Linked DNA regions of Homo sapiens: region 2 is linked to region 1. Evidence: chromatin loops called from intact Hi-C (ENCODE). Cell type or tissue: IMR-90. All regions are shown on one strand. Links, peaks and the distances in the headings refer to the core of each region. The heading gives the core; the rest is flanking DNA. Region 1 overlaps ZNRF1 (zinc and ring finger 1). Region 2 overlaps ZNRF1 (zinc and ring finger 1).

Region 1 (8,740 bases), core at 685-8,684:
TATTTCTAATTTTTTCCAATCTACTTTCATTGAAATGATTTTCAAATGGATCAATTCTTTTCCATATACATTCTATCAAAAAGATCTGTTGCCACTGAAATCTTATTTCTCTGCATTAAATTGTGCACATCACAGTTTCTCCCTTTTGTGACTGTGATTCCTGCCCGCCCAGCCTGGACTTCCTAATGTGGCACATTTAACAACAGCTGACCCTCAAACAACATGGGCTCGAATGGTGGGGCTCCACTTCCATGTGGATTTTCTATCGCCTCTGCCACCCTAAGACAGCAAGACCAACCCCTCCTCCTCCTCCTCTTCAGCCTACTCAATGTGAACACGATGAAGACCTTTATGACGATCCACTTCCACTTAACGAACACTAAATATATTTTCTCTTCCTTATACATATTTTTAAATGTTATTAAAAATTTTTTTCTTAATATTAGAGATGGGGTCTTGCTATGCTGCCTAGGCTGGTCTTGAACCCCTGGGCTCAAACAGTCTCCTGCCCTCAGCCTCCCAAAGTGCTAGGATTACAGGTGTGAGCCACCGCACCTGGCCACTTCCTTATCATTTTCTTAATAACATTTTATTTTCTCTCTCCTTATTGTAATACAGTATATAATACATTTATAACATACAAAATCCATCTTAATCGACTGTTTATGTTATTGGTAAGGCTTCTGGTTAACAGTAGGCTATTAGTAGTTAAGTTGTGGGGGAGTCAAAAGTTATCCACAGGGCTGGGTGTGGTCGTGCATGCCTGTAATTCCAGTACTCTGGGAGGCTGAAGCCGGCAGACTGCTTGAGCTCAGGAGTTTGAGACCAGCCTAGGCAACATGGCAAAAGCCTGTCTCTACAAAAATTACAAAAAAAAATTAGCTGGGAGTGGTGGTGTGTGCCTGTAGTCCTAGCTACTTGAGAGGCTGAGGTGGGAGGATGGCTTGAGCCCAGGAGGTCAAAGCTGCAGTGAGCCATGTTTGTGCCACTGCACTCCAGCCTGGGGGACAGAGCAAGATCCTGTCTCAAAAAAAAAAAAAAAAAAGTTATATGCAGATTTTTGACTGTGTGGGGGTCAGAGTCTCCCACGTAGTTCAAGAGTTCACTATACTGTTGTAAAGACTGGACTCTTGTGTTAGTCAAATTTTCCATATGCAGTTTTAATTGATACTAGTGATAACCATCTGCAATATTTCTTTTCTTTTCTTTTTTTTTTTTTGAGATGGAGTCTTACTCTGTTGCCCAGGCTGGAGTGCAGTGGCACGATCTCCGCTCACTGCAACCTCTGCCTCCCGGGTTCAAGAGAGTCTCCCACCTCAGCCTCCCGAGTAGCTGGGATTACAGGTGAGCGCCACCATGCCTGGCTAATTTTTGTATTTTTAGGAGAGACTAGGTTTCGCCACATTGGCTAGACTGGTCTCAAATGCCTGACCTCAGATGATCTACCTGCCTGAGCTTCCCAAAGTGCTGGGATTACAGGCATCAGTCACCCAACATTTCTTATGAAACAGATAAAAGGCTGAATGTGGCTGGGTGCGGTGTCTCACGCCTGTAATCCCAGCACTTTAGGAGGCCAAGGTGGGGAAATCACTTGAGCTCAGGAGTTCAAGACTAGCCTGAGCAACATAGTTAAACTCTGCCTCTACAAAAAATACAAATTAAAATTAAATTTTTATTTAATTGGGTGCCTAACTCTGCATGAAAAGCCGTGACTCTGGTGGCCCGGGGTGCTGAGAGACAGGAGGCTAACTGACGCAACCACTTTGCTTAAAGTCCTCTCCAAATCCTCTTTTTTTCCCTTCATTGGCAGTGCTTTGAACTATGGGACCAGGCAGAAAATTCAGGGCCTGGCTAACTACAGACAAAGTGGACAGTTGACTCCATGGCACAGTCGCCATTTCCCCAACCTCTTTCCTCAGAGATTCTTAGCATCTGAGCATGTCACTTAAAAAGTCTTGGAAACGCTACCAATCCAAGGACTTTGGTGGAGCTTCGGGAAAGGGCTGTATTTCTAACCTCTGGGTGGTTATAAATCCATCATTAACAAAGCTAGAAGACCAGGCCTGGTGTGGTGGCTCACGCCTGTAATCCCAGCATTTTGAGAGGCCACGGTGGGAGGATCACTTGGACTCAGGAGTTTGAGACCTGCCCGGGCAACACAGTGAGACCCCGTTCTCCACAAAAAGGACACAACAACCAGAACAACAACAACAAACCCCAGAAGACTATAAAGAAAGGAGGGGAATTCCATCCAGTTTTCTTGCACAGCTGGATCTAAACACACCAGGCTGATTATTTTCTAACTCAGTTTAGAAATGTGCAGATCCAGGGTCACAGCTCGATGGGGAGGTGAGGTGTAAACCTGCGTCTCACAGATGGAAGATGCTTTTCCGATCCAGCCTAAGTCCCTCTGCACTCACATGGGGTTTTTTTCAACCCCAAAGACCAAGGTTTTGCAACCCTTTAAATAACTAAAGGACACCTGCACTTTAACTTGGCACCTGCCTGCAGGCTGAGGCTGTGGAAGGAGAGGAGGGATGTGGTCTAGGACAGGCCTTCTGCCTCCAGGCCCTGACACTCTCACTGCCTAGCGTTAAAGTGACCTGTGACTAAGAACAAAACTACACCTTGCAGGTACTTATGTTTCTGATAACTCAGAACAGATTCAAGGTTATCCCTATAATAGCATCATTTACTCCCCTGTATTCCAGCGTGATTCCTTGAGTGCAGGAGGGGAGTTGAGTTACAGCTAAGGTACTAGGAAGTAGGCCACCCAACAAGAAGGTCTACAAGGGAATGTCACCAGACATTCATGTCCTAGAAAAAAAAGGCGGAGACTCAAGTTTAGAGCAATCCCCTCACTGTCCAGATGAGGGAATGGGCCCTGGTGAAGGCCTCTGAGTAGCACACTGTCACACAACTGAGGAGGTGGAGCTGAGACTAGCCTCAGGGTTCTCTGCTTCAAATCTAAAGTCCTTTCCGTCAGGGTAGGGAGAGTTGGCCATAGGGTTTTAAGAACGAGGCATGTTGGGAAATATTACCTCTGGAGAGGAAGCACCACTGGTGTAGGAAGAGGCCTACACTTTAACTAAAGCAGGGTTAGTAACACCAGCATCTACTACCTCTGGTGTTTCTGTTTTATTTTGGCATAGCTCAAGAAATAGCTCTGGGCTGGGCACGGTGGCTCACACCTGTAATACCAGCATTGTGGGAGGCCATGGTGGGAGGATCACTTTAGCCCAGGAGTTTGAGATCAGCCTGGACAACACAGGGAGACCCCGTCTCTATTAAAAACTTTTTTTTTTTAATTAGCTGGGCATGGTGGTGCATGCCTCTAATCCCAGCTACGTGGGAGGTTGAGGCAGGAGGATCGCTTGAGCCCAGGAGGTTGAGGCTGCAGTGAGCCATGATCATGCCACTACACTCCAGCCTGGCCAACAGAGTGAGACCCTGTCTAAACAAAAAACAAAAATGAGTAAGTTGGTGTCTATTATGCGAGTGGGAAATCACATGATGACCTGGCTTTTCCATCCTCGAGACCATGGCAAGGGCACACTGGCCATGGGCTATGCAGAGTCCACTAGGGGGTGGCCAGCAGCTCCCATCTCTGCCGGGTGCCATCACCGTTTCCTTTGAACCTCTCGAGCACTGTGCACTACGACTGGCACTTTCCATACTGCCAACTGGAAACCAACAGTCTCTCTTTAACCTCTGCAGCACCTACTCTTGCATATGATAATAAATAATAGTTTGCATTTATTGAGTCATTACTATGGACAGCCATGGTGCTTTACATGTCTTCTCATATACGGTAGGTAGGTACTATCTATCATTAACGCCATTTGACAGATGAGGACATCAAGGCTCAGAAGATTACATAACCTGATCAAGATTCGCATGGCCAGAAAGAGGCAGAGCTGGCCCACGACACCTAGGAAGTCTGCGCTCTTGCTCGTGTGCTGTGCTACTGACTGACTAGCACAGAAGAGTTACATGGCAGAAAGAACAGAAATACTACCAGCTATTACCAAATACTCATTTATGAACCTTCTACACTGTCCCAGCAATTTCTCCTTAAGTGCCCCATAGTCCGGGCTAACTTGTAGCCTGAAACAATGGACACTTTTTTTTCCTAGGAACTCTGTTATAACTATCTGGAGTTCTGCTTTCCATTTGGCACTGGGCCTACAGCACTGGTTGTAAGATGCTGAATCTGCAGATGACCTTTTAAATGGAAAATAAAGGGTAAAAGGTAAGAAGGACAGAAAAAACACGGACAGCTAGAAAAGACTAATATCCCCAGCTTCTTTCCTGAAATGTCATCCGATGATCAAGAAGGATTCTCCCAGTCTATTGCCCAAATCTTTTCCCATAAGCGTCCACTACAGCCCTACAGAATGATAAATCCTGTGATATTTATGAACTACCTGAAGGTTAAAACATCCAGGAAATTTTGATTCCATTTTGGAAAAAAGCTCACACCAAATTAAAATCAGCCCTCCAAAACAAAAGTAAACCAAAGGTCTGCAAACTCATTCGGCCTGCATGATTTTGTCAAACTTCCTCGGAGACCTTCATCAGCACTCAGAGCAGGTAAGAGATGCTTCAGGAGACATCTACAGGACACTCCCTAAGCCTCTGAGAGCAGGCTCTGAGCGGCACACCCTGGAGGCCAGGGGAGTAGCCAGCCAGCGCCCCAGCGGCTCCCTGCACATGGGCTGTGTCTGCCGAAAGTTTGCAACTGTCAGTGAAGGGAGATGTCAGTTTGCTCGGGCTTGCTGGCCAAGCCTGATACTGGTTCACCGTAGGCAATCATCTCCTCCCACCAGACAGAGGCAGAGGCAGGGAACGTACCCCGGGTTCCTTGTCCTTTTCTGCCAGTATGTTCAGATGAGGAAGGAACGAATGACAGAGCATTGTGGGGAATGTGTCCTTAATCACCCAATTCTGCTCTGGGTGGGTTCTGCCAAGCAAATGCGCCTACAGGATCCCTCCACTTCCAATCAAGAGAAGCCAAGAGAGTCCTTCTAATGGAGACCTGGTTTCCTTTCTTTCTCTTGTCATCAGATCAGCTCACTGTTTACACAGCCAGAAGAGCTGAGCAGAGAGTTGGATCAGCCAGAGTCCAGCTGCTTCCTGTCTTTCAACAAGTGCCTTAAGTGGGAAATCCTTTGCCATTTGGTTGGCTGTACCAGAGAGCAGAGCTCTTGAGAGAAGGCAAGTCTGCACTTGCCATCTGTGACCTCTTACTGTCAGGTCAAAGGGACACTCACAACATCAGGGTAAGCCCACTGTTAGGGGAACCAACAGTGATCCCAGGAATGCTGATGTGGTCATGTGCATCAATGTTCCTGGACCAGGGTAACTGGGCATCCCTTCACCCAGGCCCTACCATTTGACAGAGCAGCCGAGGAAGGATGGGGGCAACTGGTTCAAGCTACAAGAACTCTCCCAATCCACTACAACATTTATCATGCAATATCAACTCGAGTTTTTATGCTCTGGAGACCAATGCACTTCTCATTTTCCGAAGCTGCAACCTTTTCCTTTAAGACCTGATTTCTCAGGACAGGACCATGTGCTGGCGGCGTGTTGCTCCAGTTTCCCTCCCCAGCCCTCCCTTCTGCCCCCCTCCCCATGCTGATGCGCTATTTTAAAGGCTGCCCCAGTTCTGCCTGTCTCTGGGATCACCTAAAGGTAGAAGAATCAAAGGAAGCAACCAGGGTAAAGAAAGCCACGCCACACAGATGGGAGGTCCTGGGGCAGAGGGGTAGATGAGGGTAACTCTTGGCTGAGGAGCTCAGAGAGCGCGTGCCCCTTGACTTTGCCCTTAGCATTCAGTTCTTAGTTTCCAGCCTCAATCTTTCCGTCACATCCTCATGGTGCTTAGTGTCAATAAAATGGGACTTGAATAAACTAATTTTCATAAATGGGATTTATTATGAATAAAAGATCAAGGGGTAACACTGATGATTTTCTTTCACATTTCTAAGCTGTAGGTATCACATTCTTCACCCTCAAAGACACAGACTCCCTCTCTGTCAACACAGAAATAAGTGAAAACATTGGCACAATTTATCAGTTGCTGAGGTGTGAGTCAGTCTCTCCTAGAGAACATCCTTGACTGGGAAAGGCCCAGGAATTCTGGCTTTTGCCTCTTCGAAAACCTCTCTTCTGGACTCAACCTCTGCAGTTCTGTTCTGGGGCCTGGAGGCTCACCTGTTTCCCCAGAAATTTCTCATAAGCAGACATCAGAAGACAGCCATACTGACAAAGTTTAATGTATCTGTGTGTGTGTTAACATATCTGTTGTGATGGGTCAATTTGACTGGGCCATGGGGTGCCCAGATTATTTGGCTCAACATTATTTTTGGTGTGACTGTGAGGGTGGTTCCAGATGAGATCAGCATTTGAAACCATAGACTGAGTGAAGCGGACCGCCCTCCCCAAGGTGAGCAGGCCTCATCCAATCCACTGAGGACCTGAATAGAATCAAAAGGCAAAGAGGAGAAATTTCACTCTCTGTCTGCCTAACTGCTTGAGCTGGGACACTGGTCTTCTCTTGCCCTTGAACTAGGACTTACACCATAAGCTCTCCTGGTTCTCAGGCCTTCAAACTCGAACTGGAACTACATACTCCACGAGTTTTCCCAGGTCTCCAGCTTGCAGATGGTAGATCATGGGATTTCTCAGCTTCCATAATCATGTAAGCCAGTTTCTTATAATAAATCTCTACACACACACACACACACACACTCACTCTCTCTCTCTCTCTCTCTCTCTCTCACTCTGTCGGATCTGTTTCTCTAGAAAACACTGACCAATAAATCTGTCTATTAAAATACCAAACAAAAACTTTAAAGGACTAGCAACACCAGATGTTGGTAATGTCGGTGAAGATGTGTAGCAACCGGAACTCTCACATATGTTTGAGGGAATATAAAATGACACAGCCACTTTGGGGAAAGGTCTGGTAGTTTCTTATAAAACAAACATACACCTAGCCTGTGACCCAAGCAAATTCTCATCTATGTATTTACCCAAAAGAAATGTCAACATATACCTACAAATAGTCATTTACAAGAATGTTCATCACAGCTTTATTCCTAACAAGCAAAAACTGGTAACAATCCAAATGTTGGTCAACAGAATGGATATAGAAACTGTGGTACATCCGTGGAATAAAATGAAACACTACTCAGCTATAAAAAGCAATGAATTACTGATACATGCAACAACATGGATGAATTAAAACACGCCAAGTGAAGGACACAAAAGTGCACACATGATTCTAATTATATGAAATTCTAGAAAAGGCAAAATTAATCTACTGTGGAAGAAATCAGAACAGTGGTTGTCTCCAGGGGTTAGGGTGGGGGCAGAGATTCACTGAGAAGGTAATGAGAGAACCTTCTGGGATGACAAAAATGTTCTATATCATGAGGAGGGTTTGGGTTACACACGCGTATGTGTTTGTCAAAATCCACCAAATATACACTTAAGATTTGAGATTTCATTGTCTGCAAATTTTACCTCAACCAGAAAAAAAACCTGTAAACAAATATGGAACTGCAGTTAACTAACTGTAGTTAATGATCTGTGTCAAGGAAGTACACTGATGTCTGCAATAAAATGAAATGAACAGAAACAAAGATGCATAAGTTAAACTTCTTCCAACTTTTCCAAACGTTTGAAATTTTAATAAACATTGAACAAAGTGTCAAGCAGTGAGCTGTGTTGTGAAGAAAAAGCCAAGTAGAGTGGGTGGGTGTGCTAATTTGGATACAGCGGTCAGGGACAGCCTCTGAGGAGGTGACAGGTGAGCAGAGCCCTTGATGTATTAGAAGAACAGTGAGGGCAGAGCATCTAGGCACCGTGAGGACAAGGGCAGCGGGTGACAGCTGGGGGCACACTCTCAATCCTTGTATATGCTCAAATACCTTTCTTTCATTCTGACAGCTGAATGGATAGCTTGCCTGGGTACAGGATGCTTGAGCTGCATTCCTTTTATCCCCGTGGTCTGTAGATGAAATTCCACCATCTTCTAGCTTCTTGGTGTTGTAAATAGGAAATCTGGTGCCAGTGTGACTCTTTTCCTTAATAATTTGTTCCTTTGGCTTCTGAAAGCTTGAAGATTTTTCTCTTCATCCTAAGAGTTCAGAAACGTTACCAGGACATGCTTAGTGTCTTCTCTTATCAGTTTTACCTTTCAATATGCAGCCTCAAGTCTTCCTTCTTTAGAGAAATTTTCTTCTATATGTTTCATTACTTCCCCTGGTGGTAAGTCATCAATGCTGTTCACCAAATATTTCTAGCCTTCCTCCTTCCATCCATATATAATGACTGCATGTGCCTGCTCTCTTCGAAGTTAAGGGTGGGTTTGTGATTTGCTTTGGCCAATGAAATGTGAACGGAAGAACGTGCACACACCCAAGCGGACTTTAAGGGCCAGGGCATGACCTGCCATTCTACCTGACTGCTGCAGTGACCAGGGAGCAGGTGTTGCGACAAAGCCTCTGCTGGCTTAGGTCCCTGAGTAACAATGGTGAGCAGAGTCCCACCTCTTGACCTGCACTGTATGCAGCAGCATGGGGAAGAAATCAATGTGCCGAGCTGAGCCAGCAAGCTTCTGGAACTGTGTATTATGACAGTATAAGCTAGTCCTGGCCAGTCCTGCCTCAGGCACCCTTCCTCTACCCTTTCTCTTTCTAGTACTCCTGCTGCTTGTATGTCAAATCTC
Region 2 (8,740 bases), core at 327-8,326, 76 kb after region 1:
TCGGGAGGCTGAGGTGGGAGAATTGCTTGAACCCGGGAGGTGGAGGTTGCAGTGAGCCGAGATAACGCCACTGCACTCCAGCCTGGGCGACAGAGTGAGACTCCGTCTCAAAAATAAAAAAATAAAAATAAAAGAGTATTAGCGGCCGGGCGCGGTGGCTCATGCCTGTAATCCCAGCACTTTGGGAGACCGAGGCGGTGGACGGGTCACGAGGTCAGGAGATCAAGACCATCCTGGCTAACACGGTGAAACCCCGTCTCTACTAAAAATACAAAAAATTAGCTGGGTGTGGTGGCAGGCGCCTGTAGTCCCAGCTACTCGGGAGGCTGAGGGAGGAGAATGGTATGAACCCGGGAGGCGGAGCTTGCAGTGAGAGGAGATCGCGCCATTGCATTCCAGCCTGGGTGGACAGAGCAACACTCCGTCTCAAAAAAAAAAAAAAAAGAAAAGAAAAGCGTATTAGCACAAGGATAGATGACTTTACTACTCCTCAAATGCTGCTGAGAGAGCTGGTTATTCACATATGGAAAAATATATATATCCCTATCTTGCCCCATTCTAATTTAATTATAGGCTGGGAGCTGTGGCTCACGTCTATTATCCCAGTACTTTGAATCAGTCGGATATGGCGGTGCACACCTGTAGTCCCAGCTACCCAGGAGACTGAGGTGGGAGGACTATCTGACTCCAGGAGTTTCAGGCTGCAGTAAGCGGTGATGGCGCCACTACAGTCCAGCCTGGGCAACAGAGTGAGATCCTGTCTTGAGACTAAATACACGATTTTTTTTTAAAGACAGAATTTCACTCTTGTTGCCCAGGCTGGAGTGCAATGGTGCAATCTCGGCTCACCACGACCTCCACCTCCCAGGTTCAAACGATTCTCCTGCCTCAGCCTCCTGAGTAGCTGGGATTACAAGCATGTGCCACCACGCCCAGCTCATTTTGTATTTTTAGTAGAGATGAGGTTTGTCCATGTTGGTCAAGCTGGTCTCGAACCGCCTCGGCCTCCCAAAGTGCTGGGATTACAGGCATGAGCTACCTCGCCCGGCCAATAAACCTTTTTTTTAATTACCCATGGATTAAGGATTTAAATACAAAGTGCAAATTTTTAAAACTTTTAGAAGAAAACATAACATCTTTATGACCTCAGGTAAATAAAATATTTCTTAACACATAAAATGCATAAGCCATAAGAGAAAATACTTGAATATTCAGTTATTTCAAAATTAAGTAACCATAAGAAATCACAAAGAGAATAAAGAGATAAGCCACAAACTGAGAGAAGACACATCTACATTACATATGACAACAAAGAATTATTATCCACAGACAAAACAAAAACAAATTCGTACAAACCAGTAAGAAACAGTTAAACCACCCAATATAAACATGAATCAAAGACATGAACAAGTATTTCACAGAAGAAACACAATGATTAAACATACAATATTAATACATTAATTATAGATAAATATATTATCAAATATATAAATAACAAATAAAATCACAATATTATACTATTTATACCCACTAGAGCTTGGCAAAAATTAAGGTATGACAATATCAAATTTTGGCAAGGACACAGAACAAGCAAAAATATGTTATTTCAGGAGTGTAAACTGGTATAAGCACATTGGGGATTTACTGGGCAATATTTAATTATGAGTTGAAGATACACACACATGCACGCATGCACACATACACATACCCTGTAACCCCACTATTTCATGACTAAGGATGTACCCTAGAAAAACTCATTCACGTATGTAATGAAACAAAATTTTCAAAAACTAAAAATAACTTTAATATCCACTGATAACAGAATAGATCAATAGATCAATAAATAGATCAATAGAGTATAGCTGTGAAAATAAATGTGCTATAGCAATAAGTAGTAAAATGAATTTATATACTACCTCCATTTTGAGGTAGCATATATACACACACACACCTCATAATATCTTTCTCCTTCCATGTCTATACAGTTTACATGAAGTTTACAGAAAACAAATGGTGTTTTGGATAGCTACAGGGAGCAAAAGCATGAACATATATGGCGGGAAAAACACGAGTGAGGGCAGTCGTTCCCTTTGGAGAGGGAAAGAGAAAATGGGAATAAGCCAGGGTACATACAATTATACCTGTAATGTTTTAGTTATTATAATCTGCTTGGTAGGTGAGCATATTATCTTTCTTGAATGCCTAAAATATTTCATTTTTAAAAAAATAATTCCAGGCTAGGCGCGGCAGCTCACACCTCTAATCCCAGCACTTTGGGAAGATAAGGCGGGTGGATCATCTGAGGTCAGGAGTTCAAGACCGGCCTGGCCAACACGGTGAAACACGGCCTCTACTAAAAATACAAAAAATTAGTCGGGTGTGGTGGTGTTTGCCTGTAATCCCAACTACTCGGGAGGCTGAGGCAGGAGAATTACTTGAACCTGGGAGGCAGAGGTTGCAGTGAGCCAAAACCACACCACTGCCCCCTAGCCTGGGCGATACAGTGAGACTCCGTCTCGAAAAAAAAAATAAAATTAAATTAAAAATAAATAAATAAATAATTCCAAGACACCAAAGAGTTCCCATTTTCAGAGTCACACAGCTATTTGAGTTCCTGAAATGTACAAGTGAACCAAATTGAAATAGCACAAATCTCTGACTTTTCCATTTAGTAACCGCAGGACTAAAACTTCAGAGTTCATTACTAAAACTGAATGGACAGGCCTGGCGCGGTGGCTCACGCCTGTAATCCCAGCACTCTGGGAGGCCAAGGCGGGTGGATCACGAGGTCAACAGATTGAGACCATCCTGGCTAACATGGTAAAACCCCATCTCTCCTAAAAATACAAAAATTAGCTAGGCATGGTGGCATGCACCTGCAGTCCCAGCTACTCGGGAGGCTGAGGCAGAAGAATCGCTTGAACCCGGGAGGCAGAGGTTGCAGTGAGCTGAGATCACGCCACTGCACTCCAGCCTGGCGACAGAGTGAGACTCCATCTCGGAAAAAAAAAAAAAATTGAATGGACAGAAAAAGTAAGAGTCAGGGCTCCAGGCTGGAACTCATGATAAGACTTACCCTGTGGGCCCTCAAGTAAAGAGACAGAGAAGTAATTCTTACTCCTTTATAAAGGTGATCATCACTTTTCTCTGTGTTCTGAACTCCTTAGGCAAAAGATACTTTATAATTACTTGTATGCTGTCATATGAAAGTGTTGAACCTCTACTATATAACCTAAGAAAAATTGGTCCTTTCTGAACAGAGGTTCCTAATTGCTTTTTCCTTGTTTGAAGGAGTTAAAAGTCATTGTTGAAGGATGTATCTCTAATCCTACAGAACTGATGCCTTCAAGAAAACTCACTCCCACAATTCTCTCTCCTGGTTCCATGCCTGTGCCCTTTATTATGTTTTGCTGGCTCTTATGCATCAAATGCTCACTTCCTGTTTCCCCTTTATTGAGCTCTGGAGACCTGGAACCGGTAACAGGCTTTGAAGAAAAGTACAAAGCCAGGAAAACACAGAAGACAGGCCATGACTCTCCAAAGGAAAGCAAATCTTAACACATTTCTAATAACCGTTCAGCCCTTCCCGTCTGTAGCTTATGTAAGATAGTGGTTCAGACATGAGTCCCGAGAAACTGTAAATAATGAAGTTGAAAACAGCTAAAACTCACGCTAGGTTGGCAGAAAAGTTTAAGACAGGCAACTGAGATTTGATATCATAATTCTGGCTTGTTCTAAGCTCTCAGTATCCCTAAATGTTTCATTTTCACTATGCCACAAGGAGGCTGACTGGGTGGCGTCTCCTCTGGGCGCCACTCTAAATGCTTTAGACCTAAAATCTTAGAAGAGCACAGACGACCTTATATGAATCCACTTTTTGTAAAGTGTGCCATGATCAGTGCCAAGCACCAAGCTGACCATATGGAAAAGGGGGGCACAGACAGTAAGGAAATTCCCCATGACCTCTAGATTCTCATCATTAGGTCCACAGCCATCCTTTAATCCAGAAAGCTGATGTTCTGCCTATAAATGGCTTCTGGCTCTCTAACCCAAGGCCTCCTTCCATCTCATGATCCTTTTACACTACAACGGTGTTTTAATTGAAACTCCAGTCTCACTGGTCATGCTACTGCAGCAATTCACTGAGCACAGGCTTCTCTGTTCTATTCTGCTGTCCTGCACTTTGAATTCAGGGCTTGGTGTCAGCATGGAAAGCACCAGCGTTCTGATATGGCAGCCTTTGGTTATGTTCCCCTCAAGGGATTTATCATCCACAACCTACTCAAATCCCTCCCCCAACAGCTACCAAAAATTCCCCTGGTGAGAAATGCTATTATGAGAAGGGGTGGTGGCTGCTTTATGACTCACACTGTTTCATTAAAAAGATTTTTTTTTCAAACAAATTTTCAGTAGAGGAATCCAAAGGTTTTCCAAAGCCACAGCAAAACAGAACAGCTCATAATACTATTTCTCAAAGGTCTGCCACTTCATAGGAGATTCCTATACCTCAAAAAACTGGAGACATTTAGATTCACTATCCTTTTGTGCTGCCCTTGGCCTCTGGGTTGAGGAAGCAAGTAGGAAATGGATCAATTAAACACAGCCAACATGACTGGGCTCGTCAGATATTAAGATGGATGGCAGCTAGCTTGCAAGTCAGCCCTTATCACAGGTCTTAAGACTTGCTTATAGCTTTCCAGGGCACTGGCTGCAATGGCATGAATGTTTCAGTCATAGCTAACCAGAGTTGAGGAAATCTAATAATATAGGATGTACATGGGTATTTAGGAACACTTGTTATAGCAGCAGGCAGAGCTATAAAAAAGTGTCTTTGGCCAGGCATGGTGGCGTGTGCCCACAGTCCCAGCTACTCAGGAGGCTAGGGTAGGAGGATGTCTTAAGCCCAGGAGTTCATGTCCAGCCTGGGCAACATAGTGAGACCTTGTCTCTGAAAAAAAGTTTGTTTTTAGTTAAAAAATAAAAGTTTCTTCGAAAAGCTGACTTAAATGCTGTTATACTTTTGATATTAAATGGTTACACCATTTAGATCATTTACACAATCTAAATGGACTAGAACAATATTACAGAAAACTAATTTGTTAGGTTGGAATCCCAAGGGCTCCCTCAAATCCTTGTAGGATTCCCAGAATACTCAGGCAGGCAGCAGGATAAAAGAATCTTAATGGCTCTCTCCAAAAAAGGCACCTTCTCCACAGGGAAAAGGTTATTTAAGATGGAAACAAAATGAAAAGATCTCCAAAAAGCTAAGAAGTATGTGCAAAATGACCACGTCAGATGAGGCCTGTGATCTTAGGTTCTCCTACCTCTGTTCCTGAATCCAGGTTAAAGCTTCTCCCAGCTGGGCATGGTGGCTCACGCCTGCAATCCCAGCACTCTGGGAGGCCAAGGTGGGCGGATCACTTGAGGTCAGGAGTTCAAGACCAGCCTGGCCAATTGGCGAAACCCCATCTCTACTAAAAGTACAAAATTAGCCGGCTGTGGTGGCACATGCCTGTAATTCCAGCTACTTGGGAGGCTGAAGCAAGAGAATTGCTTGAGCCCAGGAGGCAGAGGTTGCAGTGAGTGGAGATCATGCCACTGCACTCCAGCCTGGTGACAGAGCGAGACTCCTCAAAAAAAAAAAAACAAAAAAACAAAAAAAAACAGTACAGTACAGAGGTGACTAATTTCAGAACAACTCTTTATGAAGTATGGATTAATTACTTTTCAGAGGGCTCAAGCTACTACCAACAAGAAAGTTGGAGCACTCCTATGACAAGTCTGATTCACCAAGACCAAGATGAGAGACCATACATACCTAAATACGAAGTGAAATTTCTCCAAAAATTATCCTTCTGAAAGTAAGGCACTACCAACAGCCAAAGTACTCATAAAATCTCTTGGCATGAGACAATTCGTTAAATTCTTTATTTTGAGCAAAATGTACTCAAATATAACACAGATTTATTACTTATTCCCGAGGGGAATACATTACAGTCACTAGTGTTGGCTATCATAAACAAGGCTTTAAAAAGTTTCTTAAAACTGCACTAAAATCAACAACGAAAGAAAAAAGCAACCCAGGCCGGGTGTGGTGGCTCACACCTGTAATCCCTGCACTTTGGGAGGCTGAGGCGGGTGGATCACCTGAGGCCAGGAGTTCGAGACCAGCCTGGCCAATATGGTGAAACCTTGTCTCTACTAAAAATACAAAAATTAGCAGGGCATGATGGTAGGCGCCTATAATCCCAGCTACTCTGGAGGCTGAGGCAGGAGAATCGCTTGAACCCGGGGGGCAGAGGTTGTAGTGAGCTGAGACTGAACCACTGCACTTCAGCCTGGGCAACAGGGCAAAACTCCGTATCAAAAGAAAAGAAAAGAGGCAACCTGATTCAAACATGGACATATAAATAGATTATTTCTCCAAAAAAGATATACAAATGGCCAATAAACACATGAAAAGATGCTCAATATCACTAATTCATTAGAGAAATGCAAATGAATACTATGGGATACTACCTCACATCCATTAAGATGGCTACTATTAAAAAAAAAAACAGAAAATAACAAGTATTGGCAAGGATGTGGAGAAACTGGAAGCCTGTGCACTGTTGGTAGGAATATAAAATGGTGCAGCTACTGTGGAAAACAGTATGGTGGTTCCTCAAAAAATTAAAAATAGAATCACCAAATGATGGAGCAATTCCACTTCTGGGTATATTCTCAAAAGGAGTGAAAGCAGGGTCTTGAAGAGATATTAAGAAATTCACATTTCTAACAATGAATTACAGCTATTTACAATAGCTAAAATATGGAAGCAACCCAAGCGTCCAGCAACAGATGAATGGAAAAGTAAAACGTGGTAGACAGACAATGGAATACGATTCAACCTTTAAAAGAAAGGAAATTCTGAAATATGCTACAATGCAGATGAACCTTGAGGACACTACGCTAAGTGAAATAGGACAGCCACAAAAAGACAAATACTGTACGAGTCCACTTACATGCAGTACTTAGAATACCACTGAACTGTACACTTAAAAACGGTTAAGATAGTAAATTTTGTTACATATATTTTATGACAGTTAAAAAAACAAAACAAAACTGGGGAGGTGGGGGAGAGGGGAGCCAGCACAGAAGTGTAGATGTTGTGAAGTTCAGAGACATAGACTTATAATACCAAGGATGAAATTTCCTTATGGGTATTTGTGGCTTGGGATAAATTTTACAGAGACAGATTTAAAAAGTGGTGAATCATGCTTCTAGAAAATAGTGTTCAATGACCAGAAAGAAAAGTGGCTCTAGGGATGACAAAGATACTGAAATTAAAGATGCACATGAAGAGTCTGAAAATCAGTTTTTCTTTTGATATTCTCACTGAGAGGACAGAGGACCCCTCATACTGAGACATACGAGGAATTTCTTGGTAGGTACTTAGCTGGAATCACAAAGAAAAGATCACCTGCCCCAACCCAGAAATAGGGCTTTGGAAAAAAATGAGTGAAGAGAAGTATATCCTTGCAGCAGCCTTATGGACAAACACCTACATTTATTTGTTTATTCAACAGAGGAGCTGATGAAAAGGTAAAATCTCCCAGAAGCTAAAATATTCAGACTCTTAAGGAGTGAGGAAGCAAAGATTCTTGGAAAGAATAAGTTAATTGCTCTATAATAAATATATATATTCTCAGCACCTACCATAGGTCCTGGTATACCAGAGGCTATCAATGGAATAAATGAACGTTTTTGTTCAACAGATCATCACACACAAAGAAAAAAAAGTCTTATACTTTTGGGTCAGTCAGAGAAAAGGAAAAACAGGTCTTCCAACCTCTTTAAAGCCTAGATTCATCCTAAGCTCTTGACTTGTCTAGCTGCCTGGCTGAAGATGTAGGAAAGAGGGTAACTCAGGAAGCCCTTCTGTAGCACCAGAGCCAAAGAAGAAAAGTCAGGAGGAAGACAAGTGCAGAAGGAAAGGCGACACTGACACCATTACCTTCTGTTCAGAGCAACTTCAATTCTCAGACCAAGGCAGATTGGCTTGGCCCTATATGTAGGCAATAATGCTTAGTCCCATGTAAAAGAAAACCATCAAATAGCCAACAATGTTGTTCCTGGTTGAACCTACCTTCTGCGAGCTGTAGAGATTGCTTAGCAAATATCTGACTAGAAATACTGAAAATAAAGGCCAGGCACAGTGGCTTCACACTTATAATCCCAGTATTTTGGGAAGCTGAGGTGGAAGGCTCACTTGAGGCCAGGAGTTCAAGACCAGCCTGGGCAACATGGTGAGACCCCTTCTCTACCGAAAAAAGAAAAAAAAAGTAAAAAAATTATCTGGTCATGGTAGCATAGCATCTGTAGTCCCAGATACTCCAGAGGCTAAGGCTTGAGAATTGCTTGAGACCAGGAGTTCCAGGCTGCAGTGAGCGTGATCTTGCTATTGCACTCCAGCCCGGGCAACAGAAGAAAAACCTTTCTCTAAAGAAAAATAAGAAGAAAAAACAAATAAAAAGAAAGCTAATGAATACACCAAAAAAGGATTCAAAGTTTATTTCTCTGTTTGGGGAGAGAAAAACTAAATGCTTGGTGGAGTTTAGTTTCAGATGTAGAAGGTCTTCTTGTTTTCAGGTTCATTTGTTACAAACTTAGATTCTTGGGTCTCCAGCTCTACTGAATTCTGTGAGTGGGGTCCAGTCATCTGCATCGTTAACTACCTCCCTAGAGAATACTGAGCACC

What was found. A loop is a pair of places that touch in the nucleus more often than their neighbours do. Peaks named below come from ENCODE experiments on the same cell type or tissue, not always from the same donor. Only the 100,000 strongest peaks of a DNase experiment are listed, where the experiment ranks them.
Region 2: it touches region 1 in a loop (2.6-fold over the local background); 7 of 110 quality-filtered maps call a loop at or near these places.

What each region holds. Positions count from the first base shown.
Region 1 is chr16:75,083,838-75,092,577 of GRCh38, reverse strand. The region is part of intron 1 of ZNRF1 (zinc and ring finger 1); the gene reads right to left. Among named protein-coding and RNA genes, the nearest start is that of LDHD, 29 kb to the left of the region's middle. RefSeq lists an enhancer at 4,201-4,857. In IMR-90, for the core only: no CTCF peak of the experiment used is centred there; a DNase peak (open chromatin) is centred at 5,127; H3K4me3 peaks cover 351 bases; H3K27ac peaks cover 2,125 bases.
Region 2 is chr16:75,007,626-75,016,365 of GRCh38, reverse strand. The region is part of intron 1 of ZNRF1 (zinc and ring finger 1); the gene reads right to left. Among named protein-coding and RNA genes, the nearest start is that of ZNRF1, 13 kb to the right of the region's middle. RefSeq lists enhancers at 4,037-4,126, 4,437-4,546. In IMR-90, for the core only: no CTCF peak of the experiment used is centred there; a DNase peak (open chromatin) is centred at 4,305; H3K4me3 peaks cover 153 bases; H3K27ac peaks cover 701 bases.